Regions from separate parts of the Homo sapiens genome. Here region 1 is linked to region 2. A link is a contact called in ENCODE POLR2A ChIA-PET data. All regions are on one chromosome and are shown on one strand. Each heading gives the region's core, a stretch centred on a gene start or an enhancer-like site at or near the end of the contact. The rest is flanking DNA. Distances are from core to core; before and after follow the strand shown. Region 1 overlaps SERPINE1 (serpin family E member 1). Region 2 holds the start of SMURF1 (SMAD specific E3 ubiquitin protein ligase 1).

The links. ChIA-PET counts read pairs that join two places held with the same protein, here RNA polymerase II (POLR2A).
Region 1: POLR2A ChIA-PET joins it to region 2 with 10 read pairs in endothelial cell of umbilical vein. The contact joins the enhancer-like site here to the promoter of SMURF1 in region 2. POLR2A ChIA-PET finds 5 or more read pairs at or near these places in 2 of 52 experiments (Caco-2 and endothelial cell of umbilical vein).

What each region holds. Positions count from the first base shown.
Region 1 is chr7:101,132,548-101,139,550 of GRCh38, reverse strand. It overlaps SERPINE1 (serpin family E member 1), which reads right to left. Exons shown (of 9, transcript NM_000602.5): 5 at 5,658-5,856; 6 at 3,957-4,057; 7 at 3,750-3,836; 8 at 2,467-2,550; 9 at 304-2,146. The coding sequence ends at 2,109. Among named protein-coding and RNA genes, the nearest start is that of SERPINE1, 8.9 kb to the right of the region's middle. RefSeq lists enhancers at 664-1,439, 3,728-4,229. Within about 2 kb of position 4,775, at least 4 of the 41 ENCODE cell types and tissues checked have a DNase peak (open chromatin) inside an H3K27ac peak, as active enhancers do.
Region 2 is chr7:99,138,442-99,145,804 of GRCh38, reverse strand. It overlaps SMURF1 (SMAD specific E3 ubiquitin protein ligase 1), which reads left to right and starts at 1,697. Exons shown (of 18, transcript NM_181349.3): 1 at 1,697-2,079. The coding sequence starts at 2,025. It also overlaps a transcript of KPNA7 not described here. RefSeq lists silencers at 1,436-1,935, 2,076-2,405, 2,466-2,515.

The DNA.
Region 1 (7,003 bases), core at 3,526-6,025, 2.0 Mb before region 2:
CAGCTCACTGCAACCTCTGCCTCCTGGCTTCAAGTGATTCTCCTGCCTCAGCCTCCCGAGTAGCTGGGATTACAGGCGCCAGCCACCACGCCCGGCTAATTTTTGTATTTTTAGTAGAGACGGGGTTTCACCATGTTGTCCAGGCTGGTCTCAAACTCCTGACCTTAGGTGATCCACCCACCTCGGCTTCCCAAAGTGCTGGGATTACAGGCATGAACCACCACACCTGGCCTAGGCTTCTGATTTCTTGTACCACCGGTGTGAAATGGAGAAGGTGAAGGCAGTGACTGTCCTGACATATTCTTCGTATTTATTTATTTTATTATTTTTTTGAAACATTTTTACATGTTTATTTATCAAAAGTGAAAAAGCATACAATTCAACACAATTTCAATAGCATTTGACACCACCCCTGTGGATCCTGTACATGGCTGACGTCACCGTCCAGTGCAAAATCAAAAAAGAAAGAAAGAAAAACCCCAAAGAAAGAGGATTTTTCAGTGGAGAACATGGTGGGCTGATTAGGCTTCTATTAGATTACATTCATTTCACATCTGTGTGCAATTCTCCCATAAATTGGTCTTTAAAATATATATATATATTTAAAGATATTAGAAATATATATTTAAGTATATTTAAAATATATATATTTTTAAAGAGACGGGGGTCTTGGTATGTTGCCCAGGCTGGTCTTGAACTCCTGGGCTCAAGCAATCCTCCCGCCTTGGCCTCCCAAAGTGCATTACATCCATCTTTGTGCCCTACCCTCTGGCTGGTAGGTTTTCAGAAATATTATCTAAGGTAGTTGAATCCGAGCTGCCTGTCTCTCTCACCCACCCCCCCCTCACGTGTCCACTGCTCACACACAGCAGCCGGAAATGACACATTGAAGTGAGTCACCAATGCGGCTGTGAGTCACCCTGTAATTGGGGAAAGTTCTGTCCTGGTAGGTCATGCAGCCCCTTGCATTTCTGCTCCTAAATCTATTGAACACATTGGAAACCACTCTGTCCTCATCTGAGTCTCTGTCCCCCCACTCCGTCCTTTTGATCCCCTGAAGGAGGATGAAATTGTATGGTCAATTTCCATCAAGGGGAAAAAGAGGGGCGCGGGGGGCGCGAGGGTCTCAGGCGGCCACAAGGTGGCAGTGTGGGCTCCGTCACGCTGGATGTCCGGAGGGGTGTGTGCCAGTCAAGTGGCTGGACTTCCTGAGATACGGTGACACAGACCACAAAGAAACACTAGGAGCGAGTTTAAATAATATTATTTTCCTTAGTAGTTCTCTTTCTCTCTAACAAGCACTCAAGGGCAAGGATATGATAAATATTTAGGTACACCCCTCCCCACCAAGAGATTGGGGGGTGAAGAGCTGGGCACGCATCTGACATTTCTTCCTCTATTCCTATAAAAATAAAAGGAAGCAGAAATCTGCTTCAATGAGTAAACAAGTCACCTACACTCCAAAATAACCCATGCACACTGTTTCTGGGGAGGGAGATGGCCAGGCCAGGAGAGTTGGGCCACATGATGGGGGACATTCACTCTGCCACCTGCAGCACCCCTGTACTGGGGAGGGGTGGCCAGTGCCACAGTGGACTCTGAGATGAAAGGGTGTTTCTTCCACTGGCCTTTGGCCTGTCACCAGCCTCCTCCGCGGTGGCAGGCAGTACAAGAGTGATGGCAATGTGACTGGAACAGAAATAGTTTCTACCAGGCACACAAAAGCTCCTGTAAGCCCCGTAGTTCCATCCTGCAAAGGGCCTCAGTGGGAACCAGGTCTGCAGACCCGAGTGGGCAGAGAGACGGGTGGAAGCAGGTGCCCCAGATGGTCCCGCAGGCGTCACCGTCTGGTTTGGAGACCTTAAGGGAGTTGTGCTTCAAACTTCTCTCCCAGGGTCTCAGGTGGAGACTAGGGAGTTTGACCTAAAGGTCCTCCAAGGAGAGGCCAAGGTCTTGGAGACAGATCTGGTTTACCATCTTTTAACAAAAGGCAAATGTCTTCTCTTCCTTCAGAAAGAGTCATTAACACTAAAATTCTTTTCTTCGGAGTTTCTTCTTTCCCGATGCATCTCCAGTTTTGTCCCAGATGAAGGCGTCTTTCCCCAGGGTCAGGGTTCCATCACTTGGCCCATGAAAAGGACTGTTCCTGAGGGTGGAAGAACCATGGGGGTTGAGAAGCAGAAGGAGTGGGACAGCTCATCAGGCTGGATGTGGGTGGAAGGACTGAGATCTAGGCAGATGAGTGAGCTGTCTGGAGTCGCAGCTGCCTGAGTCACAGAGCGGGGACCCGGCACTGTCTGTGGGTGATAGAAGGTAGCCTCCTCTTGGGACAGGAAGCAGGGTAGGGTTATGGGTTCCCTGCCCAGAGCCCTCTCAGGGATAGAGGGATGTCTGCATCTGTCGGGACTAGTTCCTGAGAGAAAGAATGGGTGGGAGGATGTGGAACGTGATGGGTTCCAGGCTCACCTGTGGGGTTGTGCCGGACCACAAAGAGGAAGGGTCTGTCCATGATGATCTCCTCGGGGGCCATGCGGGCTGAGACTATGACAGCTGCAAGAGAAGGGACAATGTCTTAGAACAGAGGGATGCTGGCACTGGCACCACCCCCACCCCCGCCGTTTTTCTTAGAGACAGGGTCTCCCTCTGTCGCCCAGGTGGGAGTGCAGTGGCACCTTCATGGCTCACTGCAGCCTTGAACTCATGGGCTCAAGTGATCCTCCCACCTCAGTCTCCCAAGTAACTGGGGCTACAGGTGCATGCCACCATGCCTGGCTAATTTTTTTCTAATTTTTGTAGAGACACAGTCTCATTATATTGCCCAGGCTGGTCTCAAATTCCTGGGCTCAAGCGATCCTCCTGCCTCGGCCTCCCAAAGTGCTGGGATTACAGGTGTGAGCCACTAAGCCCAGCTGGAAGTTGTTTGTTTTCCTGAATATGAACCTTAAAAGTTTAGGGACATCCTCTGAGACCTGGTTTCCTCCAGGAGCTTGGTAGCAATGGATCAGCTCTTCCCTTACACACATTTATCTAAATCCTTTAAGGGCTTATTGATAAGCTCTTTCTTTTCTTTTCTTCTCTTTCTTTCTCTTTCTTTCTTTCTTTCTTTCTTTCTTTCTTTCTTTCTTTCTTTCTTTCTTTCTTTCTTTTCTCTCTCTCTCTCTTTCTTTCTTTCTTTTCTTCAGAGTCATGCTCTATTGCCCAGGCTGGAGTGCAGCAGCGTGATCTCGGCTCACTGCAACCTCTGCCTCCTGGATTCAAGTGATTCTCCTGCCTCAGCCTCCCAAGTAGCTGGGACTACAGGCACATGCCACCACGCCTGCCTAATTTTTGTATTTTTAGTAGAGATAGGGTTTTGCCATGTTGCCCAGGCTGGTCTCGAATTCCTGACCTCAAGTGATCCACCTGCCTTGGTCCCCCAAAGCGCTGGGATTACAGGTGGGAGCCACCATGCCCAGCCTGATAAGCATGTTTCTTAAGTTTACTTCCCACTGTGGGAACAACTTGGGTTTTTCTTTAGGAGGCCTTTTCACAGTCAGGGAACTTAGGAGCCATCAGGCGAGGAAACAGGGTTCCATGGTCCCAAGCCCGTTTTCCAGGCTGAGAAACAGGTGGGGAGTGGGTGATGGCTGAGCACAGACAGAGCTGCTCTGTGCCGAGAGGGCTGCGGGGTCCTTTCCGGGTCTGGGGACCAGTTATCCTGAAGGGCGATGGAGGCGACACCCGTGGAGCCTCACCTGAGCCAGACTCACCTGTGGATGAGGAGGCCACCGTGCCACTCTCGTTCACCTCGATCTTCACTTTCTGCAGCGCCTGCGCGACGTGGAGAGGCTCTTGGTCTGAAACAGATGTGGATACAGGATTAGATCAGCTGCCGCTCTCAAGGAGAGGTTCCTTTTTCCTCTTAGGGGCCCCCGCAGTCCACTGGGGTGAGAAAATGCAAAGGAAAGTCTTCTTACCTGAAAGACTCGTGAAGTCAGCCTGAAACTGTCTGAACATGTCGGTCATTCCCAGGTTCTCTAGGGGCTTCCTGAGGTCGACTTCAGTCTCCAGGGAGAACCTGCAGATAGCAGCAAGAGGCTGCTCAAGCCGGGGTCCCCTCTGGCTGGCAGCTCCCACCTTTCCCCATCCCCTACCAGGTGTCCCCCGAATCAAGTGGCCAGAATAGGGACGGAGGTGAAGGTTGGAGAGGGAGGCCTGGTTCGTTCGTTCTTTCTTTCCTTTCTTTTTCTTTCTTTCTTTCTTTCTTTCTTTCTTTCTTTCTTTCTTTCTTTCTTTCTTTCTTTCTTTCTCTCTCTCTCTTTCTTTCTCTCTCTCTTCTTTCCTTTCCTTTCCTTCCTTCCTTCCTATTTTTCTTTTTTTTTTTTTGAAACAGATTCTTGCTCTGTCCCCCAGGCTGGAGTGCAGTGGCGTGATCTCGGCTCACTGCAGCCTCCACCTCCCAGGTTCATGTGATTCTCTGGCCTCAGCCTCCGGAGTAGCTGGGATCATAGGCGCTCGCTACCACGGCTGGCTAATTTTTGTATTTTTAATAGAGACAGGGTTTCACCATGTTGGCCAGGCTGGTCTCAAACTCCTGACCTCAAGTGATCCGCCCGCCTTGGCCTCCCCAAATGCTGAGATTACAGGCATGAGCCACCACACCCAGCCGGCCTGGTTCTTCTTCTAAAGCTGTTTACAAAGTCCCCCCTTAGAGCTGAAAATCCTAATATTCATGAACATTCTTCTGCAATCTCCCCACCCCCTCCCACCTATGACTAATTACTTTCCTCAAATAAGACAGTAGTTTCAGCATAATTTTATTCAGCCTGGCTGGGGTGGGGGAAGCTAAGGGCAAATTCTCCTGCAAGGATGTTGGAACAAAAATCTGTTCTGCAGATTGTGTTTCTGAGAGCTAACCCTGAAGAGGACTCAAGCAGGGGGCCTTTGTGCACTCTCTGCTTCTCACCAGGGCACAACTAATTACCTCCATTTTTATGAGCCAGAGAGAGAGGAGAAAAAAAAAAAAGAGGAAGAGAGAGGATGCAAGTGAGAGCACGCACCAGCTAACCAACTAAATTCTCCTCTTTCCCCAAGCCTGGCATTATAGCATCCGGAAATTTGGGATGAGCGTGGTGGGAGGCTTCCCTATAATTCTGGAGTTCCCCAGCTCCAGCCTTCTCCTTCTGCAGAAAGATTTCAAAAAATCTCTTTGCTTCCTTCTGCAGAAGGATTTCGAAAAATCTGCTTTCTTGGAACCCCAGCTAGAAGCTGCGCTTTGAGCTGCTCCGTCCTTGGAAGTGATTTCTTTTGTTTGGATGTTGACTTGAAAGGGTTGGGGATGGAAGTGCTGATGGGGCGACCCTAAGTAGATGTGGACTGATTGGGCCCCCACCTCCCTCATTTCTCTGACTCTCCTTTTGGGGGCTTTTGCTGGGTATTCTGGGGATAGTCAATGTGGGGGTGTGGTCAGGAAGAGCTGTCCCCTGCCCTCCAGCAGAAACAGGGGGAGGGATGATTGCAAGACTCATAATCAAACCCAGGCCACAGTTTCCCATCAGCCTCCCACACATGCATGTCCTGCAAGCATCACAGATCTGGGAAATTCAACCTGGGGGCGGTGACTTTAGGGAGCCAGGAGAGAGGGGTTGGTAGGTCGGGGAGATAGCGGGGTGGCTTACTTGGGCAGAACCAGGAGGCGGGGCAGCCTGGTCATGTTGCCTTTCCAGTGGCTGATGAGCTGGGCACTCAGAATGTTGGTGAGGGCAGAGAGAGGCACCTCTTTTTCATAAGGGGCAGCAATGAACATGCTGAGGGTGTCCCCGTGGTAGGGCAGTTCCAGGATGTCGTAGTAATGGCCATCGGGCGTGGTGAACTCAGCTGTGAAGACGACAAGATGGTTCGTTGGAAATGGCTCCAGCTCTCGCTGATGGCAACCCAGCACTGGGTTTTCACCTAGTTCTCCTGGCTTCTCCACTATTTCTGGAAGCCAGGCTCTCTCTCGCTCTTGGCTTTTGGGTATCCCCTGTTCACTGCTCCCCTATTCAGTATTTTAATTTCTATTTCCCTTCTCTTCTGCCAATTCAGTATCTTCTAATTTCTCTCTCTCTGTGTGTGTGCATGTGTGTGTGTGTGTGTGTGTGTGTAAGAGACAGGGTCTCACTGTCACACAGACTGGAGCGCAGTGGTGCAATCATAGCTCACTGCAGCCTCCGAATCCGGTTCAAATGTTCCTCCCGCCTCAGCTTCTGTATTTTGTTTGTTTGTTTGTTTGTTTGTTTTGAGAAGGAGTCTCACTCTGTCGCCCAGGCTGGAGTGCAATGGCATGATCTCGGCTCACTGCAACCTCCCCCTCCCGGGTTCAATAGATTCTCCCACCTCAGCCTCCTGAGTAGCTGGAATTACAGGCACCTGCTATCATGCCCAGCTAATTTTTGTATTTTTATACAGATGGGGTTTCACCATGTTGGCCAGGCTGGTCTTGAACTCCTGACCTCAGGTCATCCACCCGCCTTGACCTCCCAAAGTGCTGGGAATACAGGCGTGAGCCACCGTGCCTGGCCTCACCTCAGCTTCTTGAGTAGACTACAGATGCATGTCACCAAGCCTGGCTAATTAAAAAAAATTTTTTTTTTGTAGAGGCAGGGTCTTGCTATGCTGCCCAGACTGGTATTCAACTTCTGGCCTCAAGCAATCCCCCTTCTCAGCCTCCCAAAGTGCTGGGATTATAGGCGTGAGTCGCCGCGCCAGGCCTTCTCTGTCTCTTTTGGCCTTCCTTCACTTCCATTTTCCCCACACCCAGCCACCAGTTCATCCCAGTCCTCATCCTTTTTTTTTTTTTTTTTTTTTTGAATGGAATTTCACTCTTTTGCCCAGGCTGGGGTGAAGTGGCTCAATTTCGTTCGGCTCACTGCAACCTCCACCTCCCGGGCTCAAGTGATTCTCCTGCCTCAGCCTCCCGAGTAGCTGGGATTACAGGCGCCTGCCACCACACCTGGCTAATTTTTGCATTTTTAGTAGAGACAGG
Region 2 (7,363 bases), core at 448-2,947:
GGCAGGCAGGCAGGCAGGCGGGCAGGCAGGCAGGTATGTCTAGGCGCTCTAGGTAGAAGGCTCTGTTCCGAAGACTGTGACCTTAGGACAGGCACAAGGCTGCAGGGGATGGTAGCAATGGCCCAGAGCCTACTTTCCTTGGGACACACACACACACACACACACACACAGTATTAAAAGAATTTGTTCAAGTTGATTGATGAAGAATCAAATAAAAATAAAAAAGAACTTGTACATGAAAATGGGTAGTGGGGTCTGGGAGCGGTGGCTTAGGCCTGAAATCCCAGCACTTTGGGAGGCTGAAGCGGGCAGATCACCTGAGCTCAGAAGTTTGAGACCAGCCTGGCCAAAACAGCGAAACCCCATCTCTACCAAAAATACAAAAATTAGCTGGGTGTGGTGGCTAACGCCTGTAATCCCAGCTATACAGGAGGCTGAGACACGAGAATCACTTGAACCTGGGAGGTGGAGGTTGCAGTGAGCCAAGACCGTGCCACTGCACTCCAGCCTGGGTGACAGAGTGAGACCCTGTCTCAAAAAACAACAACAACAACAACAAGGTAGTGGGTAAAAAACAAGTTTGATAAACCTAGTTTTCCCTCTTTCTAATAATACCAGTTTATTTCTATAACATGCTAACAGAGAGGAGTTTGTTTGCTGGAGAAAGCGCATAATGAGCTTTTTCTGTGTGTGTGTGTGTGTGTGTGTGTGTGTGTTTTGAGACAGTGTCTAGCTCTGTCACCCAGGCTGTAGTGCAGTGGCCTGATCATAGCTCACTGCAGCCATGAACTCTGGGGCTCAAGTGATCCTCCCACCTCAGCCTCCCAGTACCTGGGACTACAGGCGCGCACCACCATGCCCAGCTAATTTTTGTATTTTTTGTAGAGATGGAGTCTCCCTATGTTGCCCAGGCTGGCCTCAAAGTCCTGGGCTCAAGTGATCCGCCCGCCTCGGCCTCCCAAAGTGCTGGGATTACAGGCTACAGCCACCGTACCCAGCCATGAGCTTTTGGTTCTAACCTGCAACCCCGGGAGAAGGGGAAATTTAGCAGAAGACATGGGAACACAAACCACAATGCCACTTTCTTGTTTGGTAAAATTGTATGCAGAATGGATAATAACAAACATCCGCCTCTCAACTTTATCCCTCCCTCTCATCTCGTTTTCCTTGTCCGTATATGGCACTTCTGCGATTCTGGCAACTTTGTTATGGGTCAGTGGAGCACACCCGTTGCACAGAACACACCTAAGGGCTTTGTCTCTTTGAGAAGTCCCTCCCTTGAACTTGCACGATCGAAAGCTCTTAACTGAAAAAAACTGGTATTGCACGCCTGTGTGCAAGGAGCTTGGTGTGGACACAGCCCACGGTTTCATGCAAACCACTCTTCAGTCACTCAGGAGCCCAGAGCCTCGCAGAGACAGGGGTCAAGACAGAGGGCGACCGCGCGCTGGGTCCCGGGGCCAGCTCTGCTCTCCCTTCCCGGGCTCGGGGCCAGACCCTCCCACCCACCGACCACAGGAAGGGTGAAGACCCCAACCCGCGGGATCCGGGCCCCGCGCGCCCGAGGCAGGCGTGCGGGCGACGTAGCAGCGCACCCCGCCCCGCCCCAGCGTACGTGGCGGGGGCGCGCACGCACGCAGGCGCGGGGGCGCGCAGGGCCGGGCCGGCACGGCGGCGGGCGCGCGCGCGGCTCGGAGAGGCGGCGGCAGCGGCGGAAGCGGCGAGGGCGGCGGGCGTCCGGCTCTGAGGTGGTGGAGGCGGCGGAGGCGGCGGCGGAGGCGGCGGCGGCTCGGGACTGGGCTCGGCTGGAAGCAGCGAGGGTCAGAGCGCCGCAGCAAGCGCCGATCTCCCGGCTCGACCATCCGCCTGCCGCCCGGACGCCTGGGCCGCGGAGTTTGTGTCCCGGCTCGGACCCCGGCGCCCAGCCCGGAGCCGTAACCTTGAGGCGGCGGCGGCGGGGCCGGGCCGGGCCGGGCTGGGGGGCGGTGGCGCTGGATCCGCGGCTGCCCGATCGTTGGCGGGAGATGTCGAACCCCGGGACACGCAGGAACGGCTCCAGCATCAAGATCCGTCTGACAGGTACGGCCGGCGGGAGGCCCACCCGCGCCCCGGCGCCCCCTCGCCCGCCCCGGAATTCCCCGCAGGGCGCCCTTGGAAGCGGCCCTCCCCCACGCCGGCCGTTGTCCCAGGACCTCGTCACCCCCTTCGGCGTGCGCCCCTCGCTTCTCCCTCCTGGCCCCGCCCCCTCGCCGTTGCCCGGCCCCGCCCCCTGGCCGCTCGCGCCCCCTCGGTCTCGCGTTCCCTCCCGTTCCCCCGCACCTGCCCCCTCGCATCTCCGTCCTGGCCCCGCCCCTCTCATTTCCATTCATGGCCACGCCCCTTGCATCTCCTTCCCTGGCCCCGCCCCTCGCTTCTCTTTTCCTGGCCCCGCCCCTTGCATCTCCTTCCAGGCCCTTTCCCCTCACCTCTCCCCGGCTCGGCCCCTTGCCTCTCGCTTCCCTTCCTCTCCCTAGCACCTGACCCCTCGCTTCTCCCCCCAGGCCCCGCCCCCTTGCCTTTCACCTCCATCCCTGTGGTCCTTTCTCTTCCCCACCTTTCCTCCCCAAACCTGACCCCGCCCATCTCTCTGGCCCCACCCCCTCGCTCCTCTCTGCTCCCGCCTCCTAACTTTCTGTCCCCGCCCCCTCGCTTCTCCCTGCGTCCAGCTCCCTCGCTTCTCTCTGGTCCCGCCTCCTCACTTCTTTCCTAGCCTGGGCCCTCACTTCTTCCTGGTCCCGCCTCCTCACTTCTTTCCTAGCATCGGCCCTCACTTCTTCCTGGTCCCGCCCCCTTGCTTCTCTCCTTTTTTTCTCCTCCGCCGTTTTTACCCCCTCCCTCCTTCTCCTCGCTTCCCATCCTCTCCGCCCACCTGCCCCCTCGCTTTTCCCTCCTGGCCTTGCCTCTGTTCCCCTGGTCCCATCCCTCACTTCTCACCACTTTCCCATCATCTCTCTTGCTTTCCTGTTTTCCCTCCCACCTGCTCCCTCCCCTCATCCTCCTGGTCTTTCCCACCACTTCCAAGCTATTTTGCTACCTCCCCTTCCACTTGCCCCCTTGCTTCTCCCCTCCTGCCCCCACCCACCCTCTTCTCACTCCCCCATCCTCTTTCGTTTCTCCCTCACCCCCCCACACCGTCCTCCTCCCTTCTTCCCCTAGCCCCGCCCCTCACTTTCAAGCCCCGCCCTCATTCCTGCCTAGCCCCGCCCCCTCGCTGCTGTCTGGCGAGGCCTCCACCCTTTCTTTCCTTCAGCCTGAAATTCCTCAATCCTATCTTGTAGCTGCTCCCAGTCCTGCTCTCTTCACTTCCCCCTGGTCCAGCCCTCTTCAGTCTCAGTCTGGGCCACTTCCTGTCTCTTAGGCCAGACCGCTAGCTACTTTTAACTCTGCTTCTTCAATTTTTACCTTTTCTGCATTTTGTTTCACCATCACCCCCACACTCAGCAACCCAGAGCGCCGTGAGGCTCTGATCCCTACTCCCACACTCACTGGAGGCTTTGGAAGCTGCCCACACGCAGGCTCCTTGATTCATTTTGTCTTCAATGAAAAGTCCGTGTTTCCTGGGTGGCTCTGTAGTGCCACCTTCAAGGGTGAGCGCAACGCTCTGCCGCGGGCCTGCGACTTGGTGGCGCGGATGTGATGCCAACCTGTTTCCCCCCGGGCTCCAGAGGTTCTGGACCAGGCTGCATCCTCGTCTTCCCTTTCTCACTCTCATTGGTACTACTCTCTTTCCAGTTTCAATTCATCCCTAAAGCAGGATGGCCGTGTTGCAAATGCGGCTCTGCTCCGGGACTTTCCAAACTCGAATATTTCCAGCTCTGGAAGGAAACTAAAAAGTTCATTCTAATCCCCGTCAGGGATTTTCCCCTGGATTTTTCTGTTCAGTGGCTCAGTCGGGTGAGAACTCCAAAGTCCTGGTTTGGTCAGGTCCTTTCAAAGAGAGAATGAGCGTTTTGAACACTTTATGGCAGATGCGCAGCCATAAAGTCATCGGTAAAATCCATGCAAACAATAGGTAATTTTTTTAAACTAAAATTTACTTTGAGAGCCCATAGTTGTTGCATGGCCCAACTTTTGTCTTAAGAGAAGGTTTTGTTTTTTTGTATAAAGATATCAAATAATGATTTGGACCCAAACCCAGACCCTGGTTTTGTAACGTAGGAGGTAGTTTCCTCTGGGATCTTTGCTTCTGGGGAAATACATTTCTTTATGCCAGGGCTGATAGGAAACGCTTCTCACTTTGTAGATACAATGTAGATACATTTTTATTTATGTGGTAAGATAAAAGTAACATTTTTGAGATTGTAATACTTGTAAAGCTTTTAACTTGGTTCTGATTTACAGCTCAGTCTGTAATTGACATCAGATTGGTTTCAGTTATCTTGTTAAAAGCGAAAGCAACTGATTTTGTGTTAGAAATATGATGAATGTTTTAGAAGGAATAGGTTTTAATTGAAATGTTTATGTCTGGTGTATGTATATTAATCAATCCTATTTGCCAAGCCTGAGCCTTGAAAGGGAGGACTTGGTTTCTCCTCCTACCAAATTATTTTTGGATTTAGGAATTTAGATTATCGAAGCAAGAATGCTTTGAGGAATTTTTGGATGACATTTGATAGGGAAGGATCAGGTGATGAGTGTTGTTTCTGAAACACCTTTTCCCTTTCCCTTTCCCTTTCAGTAGATGTTATGAATGGTTTGAGAGGATTTGTGAGTGTGATCATCCTTACAATAGGATTGCGGTTTAGCGGTAATGGTACACATGCAATGCCAGTACGTGGAACCTTAGTTTACCTCGAAAGGTTTGAACTAGAAGTTTGTTGACGGTGGAATAGGTTTTAGTCTCATCTTTCTGGTTAAGGGAAGTTTGAATTCTCACTTCTGGGATGTTGAGAAGCAATCTTTCAAAATTTGAATACTTTTGTTACAGGTTTCAGAGTTTATTTCCATGTTTGTTATTTGGAAAAAAAAAAAAGACTGTTAAAAATGAGGGATATTTCAACCAGTCAATGAATAGACACAGAGCGAAATTCAGTGCAAAGATAGTGAAGATGGCCTGGCGCCGTGGCTCACGCCTGAATCCCAGCACTTTGGGAGGCTGAGGCAGATCACGAGGTCAGGAGGTTGAGACCATCCTGGCTAACACGGTGAAACCCCGTCTCTACTAGAAATACAAAAAATTAGCTGGGCGCGGTGGCTCACACCTGTAATCTCAGCACTTTGGGAGGCTGAGGTGGGGCGGATCACGAGGTCAGGAGATTGAGACCATCCTGACTAACACAGTGAAACCTCGTCTCTAGTAGAAATACAAAAAATTAGCTGGGTGTGGTGGCGGGCGCCTGTAGTCCCAGCTACTGGGTAGGCTGAGGCAGGAGAATGGCTTGAACCTGGGAGGTGGAGCTTGCAGTGAACCGAGATTGTGCCACTGCACTTCAGCCTGGGCAACAGAGTGAGACTCTGTCTCAAAAAAAAAAAAAAAAAAAAAAAGGATACTGAAGATACTACATTTAGAACTTTGGGGTCCACGATTCTATTTGGGGGTGAATAGGGCATTAGATTTACAGTTAGGAGACCTAGATTCTAGACAGATTTCTCATTAACTACATGTTACGGAACAAGTTATTTAACCTTTTTGGGTCTCAGTTTCTTTATATATCAAATGAGATTTCAGCTCCATTATAATACTCTTTGATCCTCCTTCTCACAGGATATATCAATTTAGCTACCTACTTATTTCAAATTACTGTTGGGCACTTGGGCTTAGTGGTATTCTTAATCCTGATATTCAGAAAATTGTGTTGGAGTGTAGCACATGTGTTTGATTTATGCCAAGCATTAATTTTGTGTATTGATTACATTTATGACTTTATTTCTTCATGTGGGATTGTTTTTGAAAACTGTTGGGTAATATGTTGAACTGCTTTGGCAACCTGGTCTAAACAGTAGAAGAATATTTGAGCCTTTGTATTTAAAATAATAACATTTTAACGAATGTTTTTGTGGTATTTTAGTAGGAAAATAGTTTTTAAATGGTTTCAGTAGGTTTAGGGGCATAATATATCCAGAATCAAGTGATCTTTTGTTAAAGAGCATTATCTTGTAGTCATTGGAGTTCACTGGCAAATCAAACACTTTAGAAACATTTTGATTGAAAAATCAAGCAGGATTTGCAAAAACTTTGTTCTTATCTGGTACACAAATGAATCCCAGACACATTGTTTAGGCCACTTTGGGTAAAAGAATGGAATTCAGGGTTCTACAATGCTCTTCAAGAAAATTAAATTTTATTGTAATGTCAACCAATTAGTTGAAATACAAGTGCCTAAACTTTTTTGTGCTTTTATGCATTGAAATACTCTCAGATATCCTGGTGTTTTTATATCTTTTGGAGCATGACTGCATATTGTGAAGTAAGAAAAACTCTAATTCCAAACAGAGAGGAACAAAGAGACTTTCCTTGATAGCATGTGGAAATATGAGGTTGTTTTTAAAATTGTAGCTTGTGGGATGTAAGGGTGACTTGTGTTTTGGCATTCAGATGGTGCAACTGTGAGTGAAATAGTTGTGGTAATAGCTGTTGATGATGTTGGTTGATGAATTACAGGTGTCTCAATTGATTCAAAATAGTTAAGTCTCTCAAGAAAGATTAAGAAAATTGTTAAGACTGTTGACTTTGTCAATTTGTACCAGCTAAGAACCTCACTTATGTGAGGCAGGCAAAACTTTTGTTTCAAAAACCATATAACACAGTTGCTGTGATAAGATGGAATAAGTGGTCAGTTTTTAGCTCCCTTTGCATTTACATTTTCCTTAGGGTCTGCCTCAAGTTTAGGAAGATACAGTTAAGGCAGTTCTTTGAGATGAATTATTGGAAGGTGTAGGATGGGTTAGAACAAATGCTGTTGCAAAACTTGAATTGCAATTATACTTTAAGAAGAATCACATTCTGCCAAATAGAGGTTTTTGTCATTGATTTTGTGATTTGATCACATTTGTGTTGCCTTTTAGAACAACTTTCTTTTTTCAAATCCATTTTTTTTTCCTTTTAATCTTCTTGGCCCACCCAACTGACTTTAGACATGAAATCTTTCATATGCTTTATTTCTATCTCCATTTTTACAGTAGTTGTGATTTATCAAACTAGGATTTTTAACTTCAAGTCCATCTGTCAGAGTTTAAAACCTCTAGTCTTGCAGTTACAAAAGTCCTTTCTGAATGTTGGGTTTTTCTTTCTCTTCCACACATTTTCATTTTCTCGGTTCAGTCACAATGTCAGGTTCTAGTGTGGAAAATTGGGTGAAAGAAAGGTTTTGGAGGCTGTGTTATT